3 separate regions of the Mus musculus genome follow, and all the other regions are linked to region 2. The links are chromatin loops, found by intact Hi-C in ENCODE. Cell type or tissue: heart. All regions are shown on one strand. Region 1 holds the start of Tspan9 (tetraspanin 9). Region 2 has its middle 38 kb from the start of 9330102E08Rik. Region 3 has its middle 24 kb from the start of Gm34416.

The links. Peaks named below come from ENCODE experiments on the same cell type or tissue, not always from the same donor. Only the 100,000 strongest peaks of a DNase experiment are listed, where the experiment ranks them.
Region 1: a loop joins it to region 2, with 5 times the contacts of the local background. A loop is called at or near these places in 16 of 42 quality-filtered maps.
Region 3: it touches region 2 in a loop (6-fold over the local background); 3 of 42 quality-filtered maps call a loop at or near these places.

Annotation. Positions count from the first base shown.
Region 1 is chr6:128,028,583-128,036,582 of GRCm38, reverse strand. It overlaps Tspan9 (tetraspanin 9), which reads left to right and starts at 1,521. Exons shown (of 7, transcript NM_001379136.1): 1 at 1,521-2,417. The coding sequence starts at 2,082. In heart, CTCF peaks have their summits at 344 and 1,954; DNase peaks (open chromatin) are centred at 1,462, 1,982, 3,252, 4,102 and 4 weaker places; H3K4me3 peaks cover 4,020 bases; H3K27ac peaks cover 5,243 bases.
Region 2 is chr6:128,141,617-128,149,616 of GRCm38, reverse strand. It overlaps a transcript of Tspan9 not described here. Among named protein-coding and RNA genes, the nearest start is that of 9330102E08Rik, 38 kb to the left of the region's middle. In heart, a CTCF peak has its summit at 3,653; DNase peaks (open chromatin) are centred at 5,696, 5,926, 6,506 and 7,136; H3K4me3 peaks cover 2,708 bases; H3K27ac peaks cover 2,676 bases.
Region 3 is chr6:128,059,415-128,067,414 of GRCm38, reverse strand. It overlaps a transcript of Tspan9 not described here. Among named protein-coding and RNA genes, the nearest start is that of Gm34416, 24 kb to the right of the region's middle. In heart, a CTCF peak has its summit at 3,720 (motif pointing left); a DNase peak (open chromatin) is centred at 3,654; H3K27ac peaks cover 4,224 bases.

The sequences.
Region 1 (8,000 bases), 110 kb after region 2:
TTTTTTCTTTTGTCTTTGTTTTTTTTTTTTTTTTCAGACAGTATCTCAGGACCATTGGTCCCCAAAGGAGAGACCCAGTGGTGGTTGTTCACACAGAGCTTTGCTTCTGAGTTCAGAAGGGACCCAGAAGAGTCAAAACAGATCTCAGAGTTATCACCTCTAGGGTGGTGGTGGGGCAAAGTGAAGGTGAATTCCCCCTAGTTGGAATCACTGCCCCCACCCCCCACCCCTCGGGGCATAGCCACAACCATCTGAGTCTATCTGTGCCTCCAGTAACTTCCTGTCCTAACTAGATTTTGTGCTGCCCAAAGGGCAGGCAGTAGTACTATGGTGTTTCCTCAAGGGCTCCCCCTTGGGGCTCAGGATAGAGGGTTGGGGGTTGCAGAGTAGACTCCATCTAGCCGTCCCTATGGAGTACCTTCCAGAGGCTGAGCTCCTTGTTAGCTGCTGGGAGCCTGGTAAAACTTAGCTCCCACACTGACTCACTGCACAAAGGAGAGACTCAGTGTCTAACCCCCGCACCCCCACCCCACTCAGTCTTCTAGTTTTTATCATTTGCAAACCGTGGTGGCCCCAGGTCAGCAATGCAGACTTCTGCATATAAGCCCAGAGGAGGCTGTCTTCATTGCAGCGCTTCACAAGAGGATGAAGGGCTGTTTTTGGATGTTCCTCTGGCAGGCACATACCTCCTGTCTTTTCTCTGACCTCGGCTCCGAGAGGACTCGGGTGTGACCAAAAAAGCATTGCTACCTTGCTCTTCTGCTGGCAAAAAGCAGTGCCCCACTTGAGCCGCCTGCCCCTTGCAGCCCGCCGTCCCACTCGGGAACGCGGAGGCGGGGGCTTGCGCAGCTGCAGGAGTCTCTCGGAGCCGCGCGTGCGTGTGCGCGTGGAGGGGGCAGGGAGGGCGGCGCGCCCCGCGGAGGCCTGAGGGCGCTTTCCTACACCTTGCGTCTCTGCTGCGGCCCCTCTACCAGTGCGCAGTAGCCATTCTCACGTGTGCAAAAGCGTGGTGTGTGTGTGTGTGTGTGTGTGTGTGTGTGTGTGTGTGTGTGTGTGTGTGTGTGTGTGTGTGTGTGTAAAGGTACTGCTTGGGACCATGTGCCCCAGGCTAGACAGGCCCGACGTTCCTAGGGGGCGGAGGCCAGCCTAGTAGTGGCCACCGTTTCTTTCCCTTCCAGCCTTTCCCCCCAGACCTATCCTCTGGCTTCCTAGGGTTCTTGGTGTCTCCAGTTCTCCCCCTCCTCTAGTCGCGGCCCTTGCTGGGGCAAGAAACCAGTGCTTTCCCATGGAGGTGTTAGTTCATTCCTAGCCACTGAGCGAGCCCTTGACATTTAGAAGGGTTCTGGGCACACTAGTTTAGGCACACAAGCAGACCGCTAATCCTATTAAAGATATTGTGTCATTGGGGAGGGGGGTAGCTCCCCTACCGGAGCCAGGCAGACCTTGAGCCCATTGGTCGGATGCAAAGCAGGGGGCGGGGCCCAGAGCCCGGGGAAGGGGCTCTAGGCGATTTCAGAGTCGAGAGTCAGGGCTGGAATTTCGCAGGGCAAGCCCAGCGGTTGCAGCTGCAGCGGATCCGAGGCTCTCTGCCCGCGGCGCACCCGGGCAGCCCAGGGCCGGCAGCGGCTCCGCAAAGTCGCGGAGCAAGGGAGGCCGAGCGCCCGCAAAGTGGTGGGGCTCCGGGTTGGAAGAGGCGTGCCTGCGGAGCTTGGATCCCAGCGCCCTTTCGCCTCGAGTGCTGCGTCCGGTCGGTGGTGCAGCCGCCCGGGAAAGAGCAGTCAAATTGCAGCCTCCCTAAAGAAGCCTAGTTACGCAGGCGAGCCGGCTCCCCAAGCGTGCTTATAACAGTGCCGCAGAGCCCTCCCGGGCCAGCGGGCTAAGGCTGGGAGCGGGGCGCCGTCCCAGAGGCAGTGAACCCCCGGCAGTTGGTTGCTCCGCTATTGCTCGCGGGTGCAGAGAGGGGGCGTGCGAAGCTCCAACAGCCAGCTTGCTCAGAACCCGTGCCCGACCGGGGTGCCCCCTCCGTCCCACTCTGGGAGCAATGCCCCCCGCCCCTCGTGCCCCCCGGGAACGAGGCGAGCATGGAGAAGTCGAGTAGCGAGGATTCTTCGATCCACCGGAGTCCATCTTTGGACAGCAAGGACTCGGACTTTGCCAAGCCGTCCACCTCTGGCCGCCCGTTCGGCCGCGGCTTCACGGCTGGCGCCTTCTACGGCACCGCGGGTTCGCGGGGTCAGAGCCGCACGGAGGCCGGCATTAAGACTGACAAGTACAATGCACCCAAAGGCAGCAAGTACGTGGTGTTTTACCTGGACCTGTCCTTTGTGTTCCTCCTAGAATTTAAGAAGTGCAACATGGCCAGGGGCTGTCTCTGCTGCTTGAAGTACACGATGTTCCTCTTCAATTTGATATTCTGGGTAAGTCCTTACTGTTGAGTCTTCCGTTGCTCCTTCTCCTTGCTTTCCACCCTAGGAATATCTTCTACTTCCTCCTCGCTCTACCTTATCTGCCCAAAGGTAAGTGCTTTTAAAAATTGAAGGCACCCTCCCACTCCCTGCATCTTTCTGTTCCCTTTTCCCTCTTCTCCATGGCTGAATGGAGGCTTCAACTTGTCAGTCTTCCAGGAGAGACACGTTCTGCTCCCAGGAAGCTGGAAAGTTTGCCACTGCTTCCTTCTCCCAAAAAAAAGGCACACTGAAGTACCTGCACCAGGGAACCTGCATCATGGGTGTGGGTCAGACGGCACAGCTGTGCCCCTGGGTTGGTGGGGGGCCGTGAGGATGGTTTCTGAGTTTCTTCTATTGCTCCTGGAGGCAGGAGGCCAGTCTGTAGCATTGTGGGGGTGGGGTGGGGGTGTGGAGGTCACAGTCCCCTGCTCATTTACATGGTTCCCAGGAAGAGGAGGAAGCAGCCATACACGATGAGGGACAGGCTGCTGCTTTTGAGGGATTGCTGTGGGCTGGGCAGCCAGCACTTGGCCAGGCCACTCTTTCCCAGGCTCCAGGAGCCTCCAGGATGAGCAAAAAGGACAAAGGGAGATGATTTTTCTAGAGAAAGTGTCAATGGATGGGCTGGCTTGGGAATATCGTCTGTCTCATGTGTGACGCTGGTGACTGTGTGCACAAGTACTTACGAGTTACACAAACTGGATGAAAACTTAATTCATCTCTGCTTCTTTCGTCCTCACTACTGCCTGCCTCCGTCTTTCTTCACCAGAGCTCAGACTACTCAGCACAGATGTTTGGCTCATCCCCAGGCTCCGTCCTGCCACTGGCTGGAGGCCGTCAGCTGCCAAGCATGGTCCAGGAGGAGCCTGGGGGCAGGAGAAAGACATCTCAGCGAGGCTGCATGGCAGTAGTGTGCATCTCCTGTGGAGTGATCCACTTTTAAGAAAAACTTTGGGGGGGTGTATGTGGAGGGGGCCACTTTTCTGGAGAAGGGGAAGGAAGCTCTAGGCTTCGAAGGAAGAAGTGTGAGTCTCCTCTGCCTTCTGTTCTTTGTTAGAGTTTTGTGTGACCTTGAGTGACTCATGCGCCCCTTAAGATTGGGGCTTCTTCTCCATCCAGGCTGTTAGGATGGATGGTCTTCACGGCCCTTACTGCCTTAGCTCTGTGATAGCCTGGGGGTCAAGGAGGCACCTGAGTGCATGGTTTCTTCCCCTATGAGACGGGTCTGAGATGAAGTGGGTGTTTCCATACTCCCGGATGGGATAGTGGGGGTGGGGAGGGGGAGGGGCACTGTGATGATTAGGGTTACCTGTCACGTGGTTGGAGTTGTAGGAAAGCTGGGTCAGAGACTCTGATTCTCTGGTGACGAGAACCATTGGAATGTTAAGAATTACTCTGTCACCGTCTTGTAGCCAGTGCCTTATGCTCTCTCCATTCCTTTGCCAGGATCTGTATCTGCCAAGTACTTGTGTGCGTTTCCCTGGTGTCTCGGTCGACACCAGTGCTGTCATGTTTGCTGTCTGCTCCAACCTTCTCTTTCCTCTTTCATAGTTTCATTCTACCTTTTTGGTTTGCCCCACTGCACATATATTAATTATATGAAGACTCTGTGGGCGTAGATATTTAGAGCCTTTTGACCAGTGACTCGCCCAGCAGCCTGGGCTCCTGGCCATTCTCATCTCGCCGCCTGCTGGCTGAAGTTGGTATAACTGCTTGTGGTGCCTTCTGAATGATTCTAGCTTGGTTTGGGGCAGGGGACCTGTAATATGTTTATAATCAACCAAATGGAGTGAATCACAGTGTGGTGTTACTTGGTCAGGATCCCCAGGTCCCACGTAATGGGGAAGAGAAGTTAGATAGCAAAGCTGCTGATAATAAGGGCCTTCTAGCACCTCAAGCCCTGGTGTGAGGAGTGATTTTATCTTTTCTACAAACATGGCAGCACTTTGTTGACACACATGCCCTTTCCAGTGTGAGGTTAGAAGTTAAAGATCTTACTACCTGCTCCTAATTAGAACTCCCCTGGAAGAGAAGAGAGATGCACTATCCCACTCCCCGACACCCTAATTAATATTTTCAGAATTCTGATGACAAATCACAAACTAGGGCAAGTTGAGTTTCAAAGACACATTTCTTAAATGCCACTACCACATGAGATGCAGAAGTGAGGTGCGGATCTTAGGAAGGATGGGGAATCTAGCAGAAGAGGAATGGTTCCCCATGTACTTGCCAGTGCTTTCTGGGAATTGGAGGGATGTGGGGATGGTGAGTCCTCATGCTGGACTCAGGTGAGGACCTTCTCCAGGCAGGTGCTTCTCAGCTTGATGTAGGGTGGAGCAGGTGAAAATGCTGAAGGAGAGGAGACAGTGTGGTAGGGAGGATGTGCAAGGTTCCTAGGAGGACTTCCTGGGAGGACTCTGATGCTCTGTTGCACAGTGAGTGGGGAGCACAGGAGGAAATGAAGACAGTGGAGGGAGGGAGGGGTCAAACTCAGCCTACTGAGATCAGGAGTTAGGGCATGTAGCCATCACATTTTACTGTCGTGGTCCAGAGAGGCTTTTTCTGAGTCCTGGAGTTGAACTTGACTCTAGTCAGGATCCAGAGCCTGCTGGTCATCTCCCAGACACAGTACCACACCTCCTATATGATGGAGCCTCTGGGGGAGTCCTGGTTCAGTGTGGTTCTGGTGGGCTCACGCTGCAGCCCCCTTGGCTGCCTGCTTCACCACTGGGTGGAACTTTGAGTGCAGTGGCATTGGTGAGGGTCTGGTGACATCACTCTGGGCAGGACTGAGTGGAGCTGGGCTGTTCTTGCTCCTCCCTCTTACGAAGAAAGGGGCAGGTGCCTCTCGGGCTGCTGGGTGCCTGCCTGCTGGTGGGGGTCCAGGTCTGTTCCTGGCATGCTGGCTTCAGTCAGACAGTTCTAGCCTGGTAGGCAGCCCAGTGCACCAGAGGAGCTGGGGGCACCCAGGAGGGCAGCTTTTCTTGGGGCCTGACATAGATGGAGAGAATGAAGCGGGATCTGTGGCCATCCTTGTTTCACGGTCCCTTCCACCCCACCCCATCCCCACCCTGATTCTCAGGGCCACAGAGAATTTTGGCTTCTTAATGGTCAGGAATAGGAGGCTGTAGTCTACACAATTTTCAGCCCATGTACCTCTGGATCCTATCAGGAGTGCCTGGAAGAATATTCCAAGCAGAGATTAAGTGAATATCCTGGAGTGCTTTTGCTAAGGGGAAGGGGATGGTGGTGGTGGGGGTGCGGGTGGGGGTAGGGATACAAGATGCATCTCTTTGTGCCGGAGCCACATGACTTTTTCTCTGGCCAGCAAATCCTGATCTCAGCCCAGTTCCTCCCAATGTGAATCCAGTTGAATCCAGTTCTGTCTGAGATGGAGGGGGCTGGGGCAGACGGGTACCCTAACTGCCACTCTGGATACGTCGTTTCTCTTGCTTGCCAGCAGAGCTGTCCTATCACTTTAAGTCATGGCTGGCAGAGCAGGGATACCCTGGCTCCCTTGGAAGCCTATTCCTTGTGGATTGCTCCTTTTTAAAAAGGCCAATTAGTAGCAGAGGAGACAGTGTTGAGTGTGTCTGCTAGAGCAAGGGAAAGGAAGACATAGAGCTACCACAGGTTGAGTGCCAGGGGGCGTTTCCTGGTGAATCTTCCTGAATGTCAGGCTCCTCTTGTTTTCTGTCTTTGGGCGTAGGTGGCCAGGGCAGGCCTCTCCACTACCTTAGCCACACATGGTCCATATCAGCATGGCCACACCATAAGTGCCTTTGTGGGCTCTAGACTAAGATCTGTGTACGGTGAATTAAGGAAACCTATAGTGCTATAGCGAATCTGTGGGGTACCTTTTGGCTTGAGGGATTCTAGAAGGCAGTCAGGTTGGGCCTTGGCCTCAGCTCATCTCTCCATGCAGGAGATGCAGGCGAAGCAGGCAGCACGGGGTGGGGGACACGGTTAGGGATTTCCCATAGTGCTGGAAGTGAGGGATGGTTCCCCAGGAGGCTGCTTACAAGCAGATCTTTGGATATGGGGTGGGGTCAGGTCTGGCTGCTGAGGTCATCTTGCTGATGAAGCACCTGGCAGATACGCTGAGAGACCCTTGGAACCTGGCTGTGAAGGAATGCCAGCCCTGTGTTCATTTCCAAAGCATTAAAAATTAAACTTCCTGGTCTTAATATCTATTTTTAAATCATGTCAGAGCCAGCAATTGCTGTCAATCAGGAAGGCCCAAGGAGGAGGAGGAGGAGGAGGAGGGGAGAGTTAGAAAAATCCCCAGTTGAAATAGTAAGAGCTCTGGAAGCCCCAGTCCTACCCAGCCCAGCCAGGCCTGGCCCCAGCAAACCTAGCAAACACCAGCCGGCCTCTACCTCCGAGTAACACTCTGGCTGCTCTTACCTCCTGGGCTTGGCTGCCCTTGGCTGAACTTGGCAGCAGGCTTTCTATGGCTTAGTAGGGTATTGGGTCCCAGTTGGGTCCATTCACTCACTCCACAACTATTTGCTGAATGCCCGATCCATGCACAGGAGCCTCCAGTTGGTAAGGCTAAGGCAGATCAGTTTTCTTAGGCCAGGAAGTCATGGAATCAAGAGGTCATCTGTCCTGTCCTGTGTGCAGCACTTGAACCCAGGGCTGCCAAGGGTGGGAACTGTGTAGGTGGGGTCTGCCTGCCTCCCCAGCACATTAGGGTGGGCAGCTACAGGTCTGGACCCAGCATCCTGGCTTGCCTTGGCCTTTCCTCTCCCTGCCCCCCTCACGGCTATACTCTTAATTCCCATTCTCTGAAACGTTCCTCCTATCAGAAAGAAAAAGAATTTACAAAGAGCTCCAGGCTTCCCTCCTTTCTCCTTAGTTTGTAAAATACAATCAGCAAAACATGTGGATTCCCTGTTTTCTTCTATTGAAAGGACAAACAGATGCCCTGTGGCCTGGGAGCATGCATTCATTGAGTACTTGCCGTAAACCACCCTGTTGAGCTGCTCAGAGTTCCATGGAGTCAGACACACATAGGAAGATAGCAGGCACTCAACGGAGAGACTTAACTCCACCAAGTACTGCTTAGTAGAGACCAGCTACACAGATAACAAAGCAAGTTGCCCTGAGATTTTGAGGGAGCTAGGTGACCAGGTGAGACTGGGATCCAGGCAAGGGAGAAGACGGTGATAGACTCTTCACTGAGTTTCTTCTTTTTTTTTTTTTTTTTTTTTTCTGATGGTGGCCACCATGACAGGTCTTGCTGTGTCACTTGGCTGCAAGCTGTCGTGGTGGTGGTGAGTAATCTGGCTTTGGAGCCATGCTCCTTTTTTTCCCTCCCTGAGCTGGTCCTCCCCTCTCCCAGCTGGTCCCCCCTCCCCCACTGAGATGTGCCTGCTCCTTTGGTTCCAATGAGGAAGCTTTGAAGCTAGGCTAAACCCATCGGGCAGAGTTAAGTCTTCTGAGCCAGCTTTGTCCCTGCTCACATTTGAAAGCTAATCTGCCTGCAGAAGTGGTGGGGGCTCGGTGGGGGGCACTCTTGGCAGGAACATTAAAAATGGCGTGCCGACT
Region 2 (8,000 bases):
GACAAAGCTCCGTTTTTAGCTTTATTGTTGAAGTCTCCTGTATCCGTTTTTAAAACTGAGTTCCCTCTAATCCCTTCTCTACTCCACCCAGAGTCAGAGGTTCAAAATGCAAATCTGATCACATCACTCTCTTTTTAATGTCACACACAATGGCCTATAATTCGTGATTCTTGTGATCTGCTTACCTCAGCCTAAGTGCTGGGATTACAGGCATGCGCCACTACACACACGGCAAGTGTTGCTCTCTTGTTTGAAACACTTCGGTGATGACTTATTTAGTAAAGAGCATAAATACACATGGAACTCCTGAGCCTGGCAGGTGTGCTCCTCTGCTTATGTGAGTCTCTGTCTGTATCTTAGATCAAGCCCCCACCCCCCCACCCCCCGCATCACTGGCTTTTTCAGTGCTATGGCAAGCTCACGTTTGGGTGTAGTGTTTATTTACTATTTTATTTTTGAGAGTCTACTCTGTAGCCTTCTCTGGACTGGAACTCACTGTGTAGACTAGACTGGCTTTGAGCTTATAGAGGTCCGCCTGTTCCTGACTCCCAAGTGCTAGGATTATAGTGGTGGCCATCATTCCTGGCTAAAGGTTTTATTTTATATCTTTAAATTATTTTATCATTATTTTACGTGTATGGGTGTTTTTCCTGCATGTATGTCTGTAAAACCTTTGCAGGTCTAGTGTTCTCAGAGGCCAGAAGAGCAGGGATCTTGACCTCTGAGCTATCTCTTCAGTTCCTGTTTATTTATGTTTATTTATTCATTCATTTATTTATTGAGACAGGACCTCACTATGTAGTCCTAACTGGCTTGGGACTCACTACATCAACCTGACTTGCCTATAATCCAAAGACTCACCTACCTCTGCCGCCCATGCACTACCGTGTGTTTTATTTTATATGTATGAATGCTTTGTCAGCAATCACAACTGTGTACCATGTGGGTACAGCACCCCTAGAAGCCATCAGATGTCCTGGATTTGGAGTTAGAGAGGGTTATGAGCTGCCACGTGAGTGCTGGCAATCAAACCCAGGTCCTCTGGAAGAGCAGCCTGCTCTTAAGCACTGAGCTTCCTCTCTACTCCCACCACCATGATTTGAATTGACCAGTCTTTTTTTTTTTCCTAAATTAATTAATTAATTTTTATTAGATATTTTCTTTATATACATTTCAAATGCTATCCTGAAAGTTCCCTATACCCTCCCTCTGCCCTGCTCCCCTCCCCACCCACTCCTGCTTCTTGGCCCTGGCATTCCCCTGTACTGGGGCATATAAAGTTTGTAATACCAAGGGGACTCTCTTCCCAGTGATGGCCGACTAGGCCATCTTCTGCTACAAATGCAGCTAGAGATATGAGCTCTGGGGGTACTGGTTAGTTCATATTGTTTTTCTACATATAGGGTTGCAGACCCCATTCAGCTCCTTGGGTGCTTTCTCTAGCTTCTCCATTGGGGGTCCTGTGTTCCATCTTATAGATGACTGTGAGCATCCACTTCTGTATTTGCCAGGCACTGGCATAGCCTCATATGAGACAGCTATAACAGGGTCCCTTCAGCAAAATCTTGCTGGCATATGCAATAGTGTCTGGGTTTGGTGGATGATTATGGGATGGCTCCCCGGGTAGGGTAGTCTCTGGATAGTCCATCCTTTTGTCTTAGCTCCAAACTTTGTCTCTGTAACTCCTTTCATGGGTGTTTTGTTCCCAATCTAAAGAGGAACGAAGTATCCACCCATTGGTCTTCTCTCTTCTTGATTTTCTTGTGTTTTGCAAATTGTATCTTGGGTGTTCTATGTTTCTAGGCTAATATCCACTTATCTGTGAGTGCATATCTAATGACTTCTTTTGTGGTTGGGTTACCTCACTAAGGATGATATCCTCCAGATACATCCATTTGTCCAACAATTCCATAAATCCATTGTTTTTAATAGCTGAGTAGTACTCCATTGTGTAAATGTACCACATTTTCTGTATCCACTCCTCTGTTGAGGGACATCTTTGAGCAGTCTTTTTATACGTGCTCTCCAGGGTAGAATCTGAGGTGTGAGTTTTAAACTATGTCACTGCCCTCAATGAGCAGAGACTAACATTCTATAGTTGCTCAATGAGAAAACTGATGGTAAACATGGCTAATGTGTCCATCACTATTGTACTTATTGATTTCAAGCAACCATTAGGATTTCACAGTTGCTAGCCACATGCTCTGCTGGTGAGTGCCCGCATGCATGTCCTCCCCCTGTCCCCTCCCCTCACAGATAGTTACCATGTGCTTCTTCATGCTCTGCACCACAGGAGAGGAATGCCCACAGCATTGCTTCACCGGAAGGTCTCCTGCAGGGGAGCTCTGCTTTCCTTGACTTCTGGGATTCCTGTTGTGGTTTGAGGAATGCCTTTCTCTCTTTACACAGTCCATGCTGACCCAGACACAGAATCTGCTTTTCTTCAGGCAGGTCTAATCAAGACCTTATAAAACTCACCCTAAACCTGTCTCTACTTGAGAGGCACTCCTTCTGTGGGTGCGGGCCCATTTTTGGTCACATACATGCATATACATGCTGATAGAATTGCTGATCGTCGCATACATGTATATACATGCTGATAGGATTACTGGTAGTCATTATGCTCAATGATTAATCTTTTTCTGTGTTTTACATTCCCCACTCCCACAATACATCTGAGGCTAGGCAGGAGTTGGCACACCCCAATATGAAAAAGACACTAGTTGGAGGTGGAGTTGGCAGACTGAAGTTCAGTTCCTGTTTTTGTAAATAAAGTTTTATTGGGACACAGTCATGTTCATTTATTTTTGTACAGTTATGGTTTTTGTACAATTTGTTCTGCATGAGTGGGACAGAGAATGTATACCTACAGAGCCAGAAGTATTTACTCTCTGGGCCTTTATGTTTGCCAGTCTTTGATTCAGTGCATGTTTTATTTTGTTCTCTGTTCATTTGCTTTTGTTTGTGAGAGAGGGAGTTGCTATGCAGCTCCAACTGCCTGCTAATGAATGTTTTGCAATTGTTTTATCTATGATCAATGAAATGGGCACAGTTGCCAGATTCAGCGATTAAAGAGCAAAGTTATTTGTTTGTTTGTATTGGGGACTGAATCAAAGGCCTTGGTGCATGCGAAGCATGTGGTCTACTCAGAGCTACATTTCCCAGCCAACACCAGTAACACCTAAAACAAAGACTTGTTACTCCTCCTCCATCATCATCATCATCATCATCATCATCATCCTCTCCCCCCGCCCCACCCCCCAGGTCAGTGTGGTGTCTTTTCCTATTCTTTTCCATCTTCTTTGTTGAGTTAGGGTCTGGAGTTTGCCCCACTGTCTAGTGAGTCCCCACTATCCTCCTGTCAGAGCTCCTTACTGGGGGATTACCAACGGACGTATTACGTTCAGGTCCTCATACTTAGTAAAACATTTTATCAATTAAGTCACCTCCCCGGCCTCCTCGCTTAGTCTTTGTTGCCGTTTGAATGGCCTGAGAGGAATTCCCTGGCTTTCTGAGGCTCAATCTCCCTTTCTATAGAATGATGGGATGGTAGAGGTTGTTGTGGAGACAGTGGTGGCACACAAGCTCTTGGTAGATGTTAGCTGTCACAGTCTACAGGAAACTCAGTGTCCTTGCAGGACCAATTCTTCCCATGAGGTGGCACCATCCATCAGCCACTGTCCCTTGACTTGGGGCGGCTGGCTGCAAATGTACTTTTTGCTTATTATCATTTTTGATTTGGTATGGTAATTTTAAGGGGATAAACCAACTTTCTATCTTACGAAACTCTGGGAGACCCAGAAAAGCCAGAAATATCATTGGCATTCGGGGCTGGGAGGAGCTGTTCCGAGTATCGCCTGTGGTCATAGTTAAAGTGGCATATAATTTATTGTGCAAATTAGGGTATCCTGAGAGCAAAAGCAGAATTATTAAAAGCCATGCCAGGGCAAGAGCAGTGGATGTAATGTGCCCCCAGAACTTGGATGAACTTCCTGTATGTGTATCTAGCTCAATATACAGTTATCCTTCACTGTTTCTGAAACATAGTGGAATTCTTCAGAAGCCTGGTACCCATGGGTTTTGGAGTTCTTTCTCCAAAAGCTTCACTGTAAGGTTTATTTGCGTTTTCCCTTCAGTGGACACAATCACAGCATGCTTACCACACAGCTCATAGGTCACTTTGCTTCTTTGTGCTGAATAATTAATTCCTTTTCCTTCAGCGTTTCCAATAGCATTTTCCTGAAGCTATGAGCTCTACAGGCTCCCAGCTCTCTCTGTGCCTGGCTGTGTCAAAGTGAGTTGGGCTACCTGGCTTACGACTGAGGAGAGATATCTCAAGGTTCTCGTAATTCCAAGATGTCAGATCTGCTCATGTTCCTTTCAAGTGAGGTGTGTGTGTGTGTGTGTAGGGGTGGAATTAGCATTCACCCAATCCATTTTCATTATCTTAGACAATCCTCACATGTCCTAAACTTGGAGGGGTGCTATTGGTGTGAGGAGCCCATGGCCTAGAGCCCACGGCCTAGAAGAGGCAGGCAGGATCAGACACATGTGGCTCTGAATCTGGGAGTTTGCACCTTAGCAGGCTGCTTTGTCTGATTCCATCACCAGGCCTCTTCTCTGTACCCCCTCAACTGCAAAGTAGGCAGAGCTGATCCCTCGTAGTGCTGCCGGTGGGGGTCACCCTGGCAAGATTTCATCCCAGGGATTGGGTGTGAATGAGACTCTGAAGGAAGAGAGGAGACCATTTCTCTCTGTGGGAAATGAGAGTTCTAGGGGCTGGATTATGGGTTAAGTCTAACAGAAACAAGCAAGACCATGTGAGGTAACCCAGGAGAGAAGTGGAAACAGCCAGGTAGCTGGAGAATACAGGGGTGAGCCTTGCGATTTAAACACTTTATCTCAAGCTGGATTTGGTGGCCTGTGCTCACAGTCCCAGCCCCTCAGGAGGCCATTTGAGCAACATAGCCAGCGACTATCAAAGCAAAGCAAAGAAAGAAAAAGTTGTCTTCCACTGGGCATGGTGGGATGTCTTTAATCCTTGCACCTAGGAAGGAAGCAAAGGCAGAAAGAGCTCTGTGAATTGGAGGTCAGCATGGGTGATCCACTCAGTGAGGTCCTGGCTAGCCTGGTCTACATAGTGAGTTTCAGGCCAGCCAGAGCTACACGGTGAGATCTGTCTCAAAACATTCTTCTTCTGCTGAGATTTCAGTGCACTTATGAGAACAGAAAACTTTCTATGACAATACGAACAGAGAGGCGAGAGTTTTAGGGTCCACTTCAGAAACAAGTTTAGATGAGGTGTTTATATGAATCTATGCCTGCAGGAAGGTAGGCCAGAGATGAATCTCCTGCTTCCGCTCGGTCCCTCCCTCGAGTGTCCTTCGCTAACCCTTGGAGTCTCTAGCTCAAGTGGAGGTAGCCGCTCCTCCAACAGGGTATCTTAGGGCAGTTATCTAACTCACACCCGCGTGGTCAACATCTCAAATAGTCCTCCCGAAATACCAGGCAAGTATTTCTTAGGTGCGGGGTGAGGATGGTGAGGCCCGAAGACGGACACGAGCCGGAAAGCTGAGACCCTGGTTCGGCAGCCTTGGGGTAGCTTGTGTGAGTGCCCAGCCCACGAGTTCCACCTTTCAGGCCCTGCCCTCCCTCGGTCCAGCCCCAGGAGGGGGCGGGGCCGTCAGATAGTCGCAGGCGACTGGCGCAGTAGTGCCACCTTGGGAGAACAGGAGAACAGGGAATCGGGGTGCAGAGGGAGGTTCCTAGAACCCCGAGAGGAAAACAGCACCGTACTCCCTCCAGTGCTTACGCGGGACACATGGCCATTGTGGAGGGGGCTCCCCTGAGGCCTTCGCCTCTTTCAATCGTCTTTGCTTTGCCTCTGGCAGCCGGGTCCTCCCACAGCTCGGACGCCTGGTCCCCATTCTGTCCGCCCCTCCCACCCCGCCCCTTACTGGTCCCGCCCCCGTGCAGCCAGACCCCCGCCCCGCCGCCCGGTGAGGCCCCACCCCCTCCGCCTGCCGGCCCCGCCCCCCGTTTCCGCTGGCCGCCGCGGTGCGGGAGGGAGCGGAGCCGGGGCGCCACACCGAGTCCAAGCGCGGTGAGTGCGGCCCGGGCGGGCTGGCGACTCGGGGCTCCGGGGCGCGCGAAGTTGCTGGGGTTCAGCGCGGCGCAGGCGGGGCCCGGCCTCGATCGGATTCCTAGCAGGGTGGGAGTCTGGGGGCGCCCGGGGAGGCGGAACTCCCCGGGGTGGGGGAGGTAGGAGGGTGGGTCGAGGGAGGGGTGACAGAGGAGGGGCGGGAAGGGGCCGGGACGTGAGGGGCTTGTCACCGCGCCCCCCAGGCTCTTGGTGAGGGTCAGCGAGGTCTCAGGAATGTGGGGCTGCAGGGCTGTGGACCTCAGCCGCCTTATTCCCCAGCCCAGGGATGGGAGACCCTAGATGCCACAGGAAGGGAGATCCCCCCCGGAGCCGTCAGGGATCTCGTAGACCGGCTGGAGACGGTTCACCCAGGGCCGCAGACACGGTCTGGGCCTGTCTACAGACCCATTGAACCCCCCAGCTATTCCTCAGGCTACTGCTGGCCGAGAGGCTCTTAGAGTGACAGGGCTTTGGCACACCCCTCGATCTGCGATGTAGCCCATCTGTGCGCTCAAGTTTGGGCCTTTAAAAAAACTTTCATGTGGTTGAAAAAAAAAAGTCTAAACAAGCAACAGCTTGTGACAGCGGCAATTGTAGCCGTGCATCATGGACCAGAGTTTTCCTTCGCTTCTGTCTATTATGAAGGATACTGATCTCTTTAGCATCTTTCTCCAGATGACTGGAGAAGTTGGCAGTTGGTGTAGTAAGCTCTCCGCAAAGCTGGAATGATCTTGCCTCTTCACACCGTGGGCAAGAATGCAGCAGTTTACCTTTCTTGGCTCAGAGAACTAAAGTTGCCTTTTTGACCTGCATCTGCCCCCTCCCCTGGGGTGACTCAGGCATTTCCTCCTCCAGGCAGCATTCCTGGACTAGTGGAAAGCACAAAGAACTCTTGCTTTGATTCCTACAGACCTGTCTGCTCCTTCTCTATTCAGAACAGCCTCCGGGAAGGGTGTGTGTGTGTGTGTGTGTGTGTGTTTGTTTTCCAGGTGCGAGCAATAGGAGAGGGATTGTGGAGCATCTCAAACAATGGACTTGGCAAATCATTTATATTTAGCTGAGGAATGCAGCAGGCAGGAGTCAGACAATCACAACACTTCCTATATCAGCCTGGTCCTGGTGCTTGATGTGGCTGAGTCTAGAGTTGGTGGGTGGGGTGAGAGAGGGAAGGACATTGGGGTATGTACAACTCCAAGTGTTACTCAGTTCTTTTAGTTGAAGACCCACTGTGCACAAGGCCAGGAACAATGGGAGTGCTTCAGAATGGTCTGCTGTTGTCTTTTCTTCTATTTGGTCTGCTTGGGAGGGCTCTTGAACTCTGCGAGCAGAGATGTAATATTAATACTAACAACTAGTGTTCATGTGGTAATTTATGGTAAGCCAAATGCATTTGCCACACATACGCTGGATTTACTGTTAATGATCTATACTTGTCCTTGGGGTCTTACTTTTACCCGCCTTCTTGGTTAGGGAGATGGCACTAGAATAAATTATCTTTAATGCTACAAAGCTTACTGAGAGAGAAGTAGGGCTGGATCTGGAAGCTTCGTAGAGCATCTGTCTGTCTCCATCTTTACTGAGCCTATCTGCTCCCTCCCTTCCGCCACGTGTGAAGCCTTGGGCAAGTTTCTGTCCATCCCTGCTCCCCATTTTGGAGGACCAGGATGAAAGTCTCCAGGGCCTCCAGTAGCACCTAAACTAACAGTGTAACATGATCTCAGCACCCAGTCAATTTATACGTTACATCTTTTTATTCATTTTAAGTTAGCATACAAAGTAACAGGTTCCATTATGACATTTTTGTATTTTTTTTTTGAGCCTTCTCCCTCTCCTCTTCCCCCTTCTCTCTGCCTCCCCC
Region 3 (8,000 bases), 82 kb after region 2:
CCCACGTTCTGCCTTGGAGGATGCGGGAAAACCTCTAGTGTGAGCTGTTGCCTTGGGGACATTAGAGGCTCACCTGCTCTCACTGATGTCCTGATGTGTTTCTCACTCTTGCTGGGGAGGCAGCCGCAACCCTGGTCAGCCCTCTGCCACAGGTTCTGGCCTGCAGCATGGTGATGAGCTGGGGTGGGGGCCAGTTGGAAAGGCACTAAGATGACCAGTTGTAGTGTCCTAGGATGAACGGCCCTGAGATTAGGGCTGCAGTGTTCATTTCATGCAAACCCCTAGTGGGAGAAGAGGGAGGAAGGAAATGATGGCCGGGCTTTGGAAGGAGTGGAGCTTTCTCTGTCCTTGTGTACCGCTGTGGGGATAGTTGCCTTTGGTTCTCATTATTGCCCCGAGAGGCAAGCTTATGTCTGTTTTCGGATCCAGAGTCTGTGAAGCAGAAAGGAAGGCAGAGTTTTGCTGAAGTCAGCAGTTGAGGCAAGAGAGAGCTCACCTTTCCACATGTGGTGTGGTGGGCATTTGGAGTGTACTTTTCCAATAAGCCAAGGACAGATACTCTGAGTAACGGAGACTTGGAAGGGCAGCAGAGGCCTGGAGGCTGCTTCCAGATCTCCCTGCTCTTCCCTACTCTTGGACTTTCTTCTCCTCCTGCCAGTGTAGCTGTTCTCCCTGGCTCTGCCGTTGTTTCAGGATGGCTAGGGGAGAGTGACTCCAGCCGTTTCTGGAGTAGGATGCTGGGTAGGGATACTTCCCGGGAAGAGTGGTATGGCAGCGCAGGGTGGCGGATACAAAAGACCCCCATCCTTTGCTGGAGGTAGAAGTTGCTGATGGGTGGTTTTGTTCTTCCCTCTGTGTCCAGGCAACATTCAGGACCAGGGAAGGTTCTTCTCGGGTGTAGAGAACAGCGTTAGGCTGGCAGACCACAGGACGGAGCTGTGTAGGCCTTCCAGTTTCTGCTGTGCGACCTTGGGATAATCCCTGGACATTTCGGAGCCTGGAACTTCCTGGCATCTCAGACTCTTTAGGGCCCTGAAATTCTAGGATTCTGCGGCTCACTCACAGGGAGGGTGTCTTCAGCTTGTGGCCTGGCCACAGGAGCAGCGGGATTAACCTCCAGGGTCAGTAAGCTTGCAGAGTGCAGGAAATGCCTCCCTGTGATCCGTTTTTGGTCAGAGACAGGTGGTGGGGCTGGAGGAGGGGAAGTCTGCTCACAGCCCAGGCTGGGGGAAGGGAGGCTGAACTCAGCCGCCTGCCTTCCCTTCTCCCGAGATAGCATGGAGGTCTGCAGGCCCCAGTGCCCAGGCATAGAGTGAGGCGGTCTCAGCAGAGGGGCCAGGCTCAGGGGATAACTTTACCAAGCCAAGTGCTTGTTTCTCTGAGGGCAGGAGAGCGAAGGGTGGCTTACTCCTGACTGAGGGGTGTTGGCTGGGAACCGGGTCATTCACTCATTTTTCAGTAAATGTTGTCAAATGTCAATCCCCTGGGCAGGTACTGCTGCTCTTTGTACTCTAGCGTGGCCTCCAGAAAATTGCTTCCTTTGAGCCATTACTCCCCAGGTTCTTGGGTCAGGCAGGGGCATCCAGGGGGATTTAAAGCGCCAGCAGGTCAGCTCCTTTGTTACATTGTGAAGCTGGGGCAGAGTTGGAGTCTCTTCTCCCCATTATAGAGAGGGTCTACTGAGGCCCGGCAAGCTTCCCTGGCAGAGCTGATCCTGCAGAGTCGGTCAGGGAGATAGGTTCCTCCTTCTGGGAGCTCCCGAGGCTGCACGTGAGCCCTGGTCGAGCTGTTGGAGCATTTGCGAGGCGCCTGTGAGATTAGCTACCGAGCAGAGGTTTTATTTATGATGATGCCTAGAGTTCTCATCTTGCTGCCTGCTGGAGTCGGCCCCCATCGTTGGTGGTGCCAGACTCTCATGGGTGTCATAAGTCTCCCAAGCAGCCTGTATGTGGGTCATGTTCACGGGCATCGTTCTGTGGAGGACGGTCCTCAAGGAGGACCTGTGGTTTGGAGGAAGTCAGCTTTGCCAGTCCATAGGCTGGGGAGGAAGTGACCAGGGTGTGGGAGTGAAAGACAGCCCGGGCAGAGTGACCCTCAAAGTACTGGTATTTGGTCACTTTGTCATGCAGCAGATGTATTTGCCATTCATAAGGACCTCTTATGGGCAGGACAGGGCACTAGTAACATTCAAGCAATGTCAGCTGAAACACACTGTTTTTTTTTTTTTTCCCATTAACTTTAGTAGACATTTAGATTTTAATTTTAATGTGTTCAGCTATTGAAAGCGCAATGCCGCCTTTCTTTAGACAAATGTTCCATATTTTGTACTTTTCACTAATTTGGGAAGGATTTCTTATTACTGATTAATGAGGTTTTACTAAGAATAGGATCAAAGCGTTACACTACGGAGCTCGGGTCCGTGCCGTCGAGATGAAAAACAGCAGTTGCTACAGTCAGAGCCGATCCGTGATCAGCCTCATGTGGACAGGTTGGCCTCTCATGCGAGAGGGGCCACACGGGTGAGCAGATGGTTTGGAAATGGGAAGTTGTCTTGATTTTCTGTCAAAGGATAACACACTCTTCAAAGTTCAGCATTCAGTTTTAATGAAGTGAATACATCCACAGGCCCCGACTAAGGGGCAGTTTCAACACCTTCAAACCCACTCCACACTGCTATAGCCTTTCTAGGTCAAGGATAACCACCACCCGGACAGCGGCTAGCGTAGATTTGCTTTTGAACTTTATAACTAGACATACTGTAGGCTCTCTTTTGTACCTGGCTTTAAAAGAACAGTTTTAAACCAAGAAGATTCACGTATGTAGTGAGTGTCCGGAACCTCTTTCATGGCTGAATATCCTTGTGCTTTGTGTCTGGGTCACAGTTGATGGAGTTTGGTTTTTCCCCTTGCTGAACATTTTGGTAGTTTTCCAGATTTGGGTTACTTTTGAAGCAACAGTTCTGTAGACATTCTGACATACCGTATTCATCAGACCCCTTTCTGTTGGCGGACTTCAGAGAGCAATTACTGAGACATAGACGATGGGTCTACACCAGTCTACGTTTGTAGGCCATTATTGGTCTTCCAAGCTGGCTGCACCAATCTGGGTGAAGCAGGTGTGGAAGGGCCATGGCTAAGCTCCTGGCAGTTTGTCTTGTTCCTGGTCTAGCCGTTCTGGGTGTTGTGCTGTGCCCTCTCACCATGGCTTCTGCTAATTTCACTGAAGACCAACGAGTCTGAGAACTAGGACTCTTTTCCCTGGTTGTGTTTTGGGGGTGACATACAATTGTATATCCACACAGTATTGATCAGCCGGGGGTAGAAAACATTGTACGCCTGGGAAGGTAGGCATGCTTATTATGTTCTTTTGTGCCCGCCTTCATGCTTCGTGGTCATGGAGTGCTAGGCATACATACACTCAGTACAAGGTAGTGGTGGGATGCACCCATGGTTAGCTTGAGAAGAACGGTAGAGTCATGCTGGGGTGGGTATGGGGCTCGGAGCCCACCATGGGCTATCACTGAGGCATGTACCACCCCCACAGTGTGCTTCATGTCCAGGTAGCTGCTGCAGAAGTGTGGTGAGCATGGGCTTCCTGTGGCCTCATGGGTAAGCTTAGGATCACAGGGACTAGAGGCCATTGGAGTTGGTATAGCCATCAAGTGGAATTTGGGGACCCATGTGGATAGAGTTTCCTCCAGGGCCTTGGCTGGTGCCCCCTGGTGGAGATAAATTGGCACTGCACCCATTTGTACTGATGACCATCTCCAGCCCTTCTTGGTGGTGCTTTCGGCCATAAGTCATAGGCATCTTCTCTAGGAGACTGAAGTCAGCAGGACTTTTTGTAAATGAAGGCAGGGCCTGGGGTCCAGGGAAGGTCAGAACTCAGAGGGATCCCTCTTGTACACAATGTGCATGCAAAGATGCCTTAGAAGCCCAGGCCTGAAGAGATGGCTCAGTGGTTAAGCACAGCGGACCCAGGTTCATTCCCAACACCCACATTGGGCAACAACTCACACCTGTCTGTAGCTCCAACACCTCTAGCCACAGCAGGCACCCGTACTCAGGGCACATACCTATACCACCCCCTGAATTAAAAACAATAGAAATAAATCTTTGAAAAAGAAGCTCAGACCTGGGCCCTCTATGACACCAGCAAGGCTCCTTGCAAAGCTGGGGTAGCATCAGCATCAGCATCCTTGGCAGAGATCCTTTTCTGCTTTGCTTTATCGTTGGGAAAATCTTTACCCTCTGCGTGGCACTAACTCTTTCCAGATGCTTCACGTCTTTAGCTGATAAGGTCTTCATCAGAATCACTCCTCTGGCCCACTTGTTTATGCCTTTTTCAATTCAAGAGCACGAGAGGAGCCAGCCCAGGCAGGTTCCCAAGTGTGCCTGATGCCCAGGGACACCGAAGGAAAGAGACCAGGATGTGGGAACATGTGCTTCATGCCCAGGGTGTGCAGAGATAGGAGCTCAGGTGACAGTCAGGACCTGGCCTCATAAGAGGGTACCTGGGTGGGAGAGATGTCACGGATGGGGGAATGGCAGGGCAGGTGTACATTCCTCTTTTCTGCCTCTTCTCCCCTCCTTTTCTTCCTGTGAGCCCTTCGTTCTGTCTGCTAATCATCAGTACTTGCAAGTTACTGCATCCAGTCTCCTTACTGATGGGTGTCTCCAGACAAATGCTAGGACTGGGGGAGACTTGGGCTCTGGCTGGGGAGGGTTTGGCCAGTCTCAGATCTCTTCCTAGCCCAGACCCTAAGCAACCAAGATGTCACCCCGCTTCCTTCCTTCTCTATGCATCTCCATCAGTACACCGAGCAGATGAGTAAGACGAGGTCTGTCCAAGGCCCTGCCTCCTCTCCCGCCGGCGTGGGCGTGTAGATGGATGAGCTCAGGTTTGGACGTGACTCAGGAGGAAGGTAGGGGAGGACTATCAGGTGATGATTTCATGTGGTATTAAGTGGAGCAGGAGCGTGAGGTGTTCGCACACTCATCCTGTCTCTCACTGTCTCCGCAGTCCAGACCGTCTGGCAGCAGGCTTCCTGGATGGGCCAGGCTGTGGAGTGTAGTCAGAAGAGAGAGCTGGCTCAGCTTCCACTCACGTGGGCCTTCTCCCGGCCCCCTGCAGCTTCCACATGAGGGCAAGAGCCCCAATACTTGGGCTGCCTCCCCTCTCTGTTAAGTGCTCTCTCTTTCTGCTTAATGTGCAGTGTTTCTGGTGGTTGGGGAAAGTTTAGTGACTTTGGTGCCCTCTGAGAGGAGAAGTCAAAGTCTGTGTTTTGGGGAGTTGTGCCAAAGAGGTGGAAGGGAAAGGGGGAGAGAGAGGTGGGGAGAGAGAGAATGAGAGAGAATTTGAATGAGTGGATGAATGAATGAATGAATGAATGAGCTAGCTTGGTGTCCATGTAAATCCCCACATTCTCCTTTGTGATGCTATAAAATTATACCTGAACTAATCAACTTGATAAGGGGCTGGGTTTATTTCAGCTCACAGGTTTGAATGTTTCGGTCCATAGTAAGTTGGCTCACTGCTTTGGGGGGTCTTGGCAGAGTGAATAGCATAGTGGTGACATGCTGCATATCTCCCTGAGGAGACAAATATCTATTAACCTCAAATAGGGAATCAATGGCAGGGCAACAATACCTCCTCCATCCAAGCCCCACTCGGGGAGCCACCAAGTTGATGAGTTTTCTCAGAGGAGCATGAATGACAACCTCTCAGAAGATTTGTCAATGGTGTCCTCCTGCCCCCCAGGCAACTTTCCACCTCCCATGCACTCTAAAATTGTGCAAGACCACGTGTGGCCAGGACTTGAGTGGTTGATTCTCAGGTGAGGGTCTGACGGCCATCCCGCTGCCTCCTACAAGGGGGACACATGCTCAATGGCCCACTCTGCTTGTCTGCGGGCTCCCTCTGACCTCTCACTAGTTACCTACCCTTCTTGTTGCTTGGTAATACCTGGTGCAAAGCTGCTGGGGGCTATCTCGTCTACAGTGCAAGGATATCAGTGGGGTGAAGGGGTGTTGAAAGGCCCCTTAGGGCAGCAGGAGTGCAGCTGGAATGTGCTACCAGCCCCAATGGCTTCTCCCAGTGATCCACTTCCTCTAGAGAAGGAAGGGCGGTACCACCTTCTAAATCTTCACCCTGAGCCTGCAGAGAACATACTACATCCAAACCATCATACCGCGGATGCACCCCAGCCCATGCAGCAGTGGACTGGGCTCTAAGGTAGGAATCTGGTGTCTCAAGCTAGGGTGAGATGGGCTGTTCTGAGCCCATCTCCTGTTTTGAGCTGCTCGACCTTGAGCAAGTCCTTTTACTCCTGGATTCCACATCTGTCATCGGGAATTCTGTCATTGGGAATAGCTATGCCTGTCTCATGGAGTCGCTGTGAGAACTGAGCGAGGCGGAAGAGCAGCTGGGAAATGGAAGGTTCTCAGAAAGTGTCAGTTAGATCTGAATGTCTTTCCCATTCATCTCTTTTATGGTGTCTGCGAGGAACACAGCAGAGCAGTTTGACACATCCTCACTGGTCCATGCCAGATCTCAATATTTTCCTTCCTTTATTTATGGAGACAAATTTTTCAGTCACCCCGGTTTCCTGTCTACTCACTGCATCTTGGTATTGGGCCCTCCTCTCTGAACTTTTCTTCAAAGGGACCCCAAAAGCAGCTTCTATGAGAAAAACCTTAAGAAGCAGGCATCTCCCTCTCCCCTTGTTGTTAAAGTCACGATGCTGATGACGAAATCTGATTTAGTGGATTGTGAGCTGTGGGGGAGAGGCACCCGCTCAGCACCAAGGTGAGGTGGCCTTAGGCATCGAGATCCCTCCTCGGTAGCATTGACTCGACAGAGATGAGGGTCTTAGGGGTACTAAGTGTGGTGGCCAGTGGGGCAGAGCCGGTGGTACCCATGAGGAAGCAGACAGGTGAAGCTTTAGGCTTTTCTGTCACACTGTGGTCTTCTGACAAGGAGCCCCTCACTCAGCAGATACTAAGGTCGCTGTATTAACAAAGTTCTTTGACTCATAAAATCATGGGCTCCATGTTCCCACCACTGGGACAATTGGTACGTGTCCCAGTGTGTGGAGAAGCATACATGCGCTCTCCTGGCCCGATCAATCAGGGTCATCTTTCTCTTACTGCCTCTGTACCTATGCCGCAGTCCCAGCCACCAACTGCCCCCAGACCTTCCCAGACCTTTCTTCTTCAAATAGTCACCTGCTCTACCCCCCTCCTCCCCTTCTCTTCCCTCTTTTCACTTTCTTGATAAAACATCACAACTTTTCTTAAATCTTCATTGCTGTCCCTGTGTCCTCAATTTAGAATTTAAACTCTATGAGGGTGAGGGCTTGTCTGGTTTTATTCTGGTGTGTGTGTGTGTTGCTTTAAGCCCAGTTAACTAGGTCATTTTGCTTACTTGGTAATCTTTAGAAACTGTTGGATTTCAGTCTGGAAATGACCATCCATCCTCTTGTCACCTTTACTTGATGTCAGCACCAACCCTGAGGGTCTTCCATCCTGAGTGTTGTGCAAGCTCCGGGGTTGCCCACCTCCTCAGATCTACCCCTCTTCTCAGTAATTGTTAGTTATCTATGCCTGTGAGTACCTATAATAGATCTAGGAGATAAGATAGTTGAAAACTTGGCTTTGCTCTGCTAACACTGCTTTGCTTAGCACAGATCCCAGATACAAAGCCTTCCCTGGTATCCTCAGGAGGGTTCTTTCCAGGACCACCCCCTTTTAGATGCCAAAATCCATAGACTGTCAAGTCTCTTATGTAAAATGGTGTAGTTAGTATTTGCATATAACTGCACATATCTTCCTGCATACCTCTCTGGGTTACTTAGGGAGGCAATGCGATGCAAATGCTATGCAAATAATCTTTGTGCGATATTGTCCAGGGAATAATGACAAGAGCAAAATGACAGATGTCATTTTTTTTTTGACTTTTCCAATAGTTTTGATCTGAGATTGGTTGAATGCATGGATGAA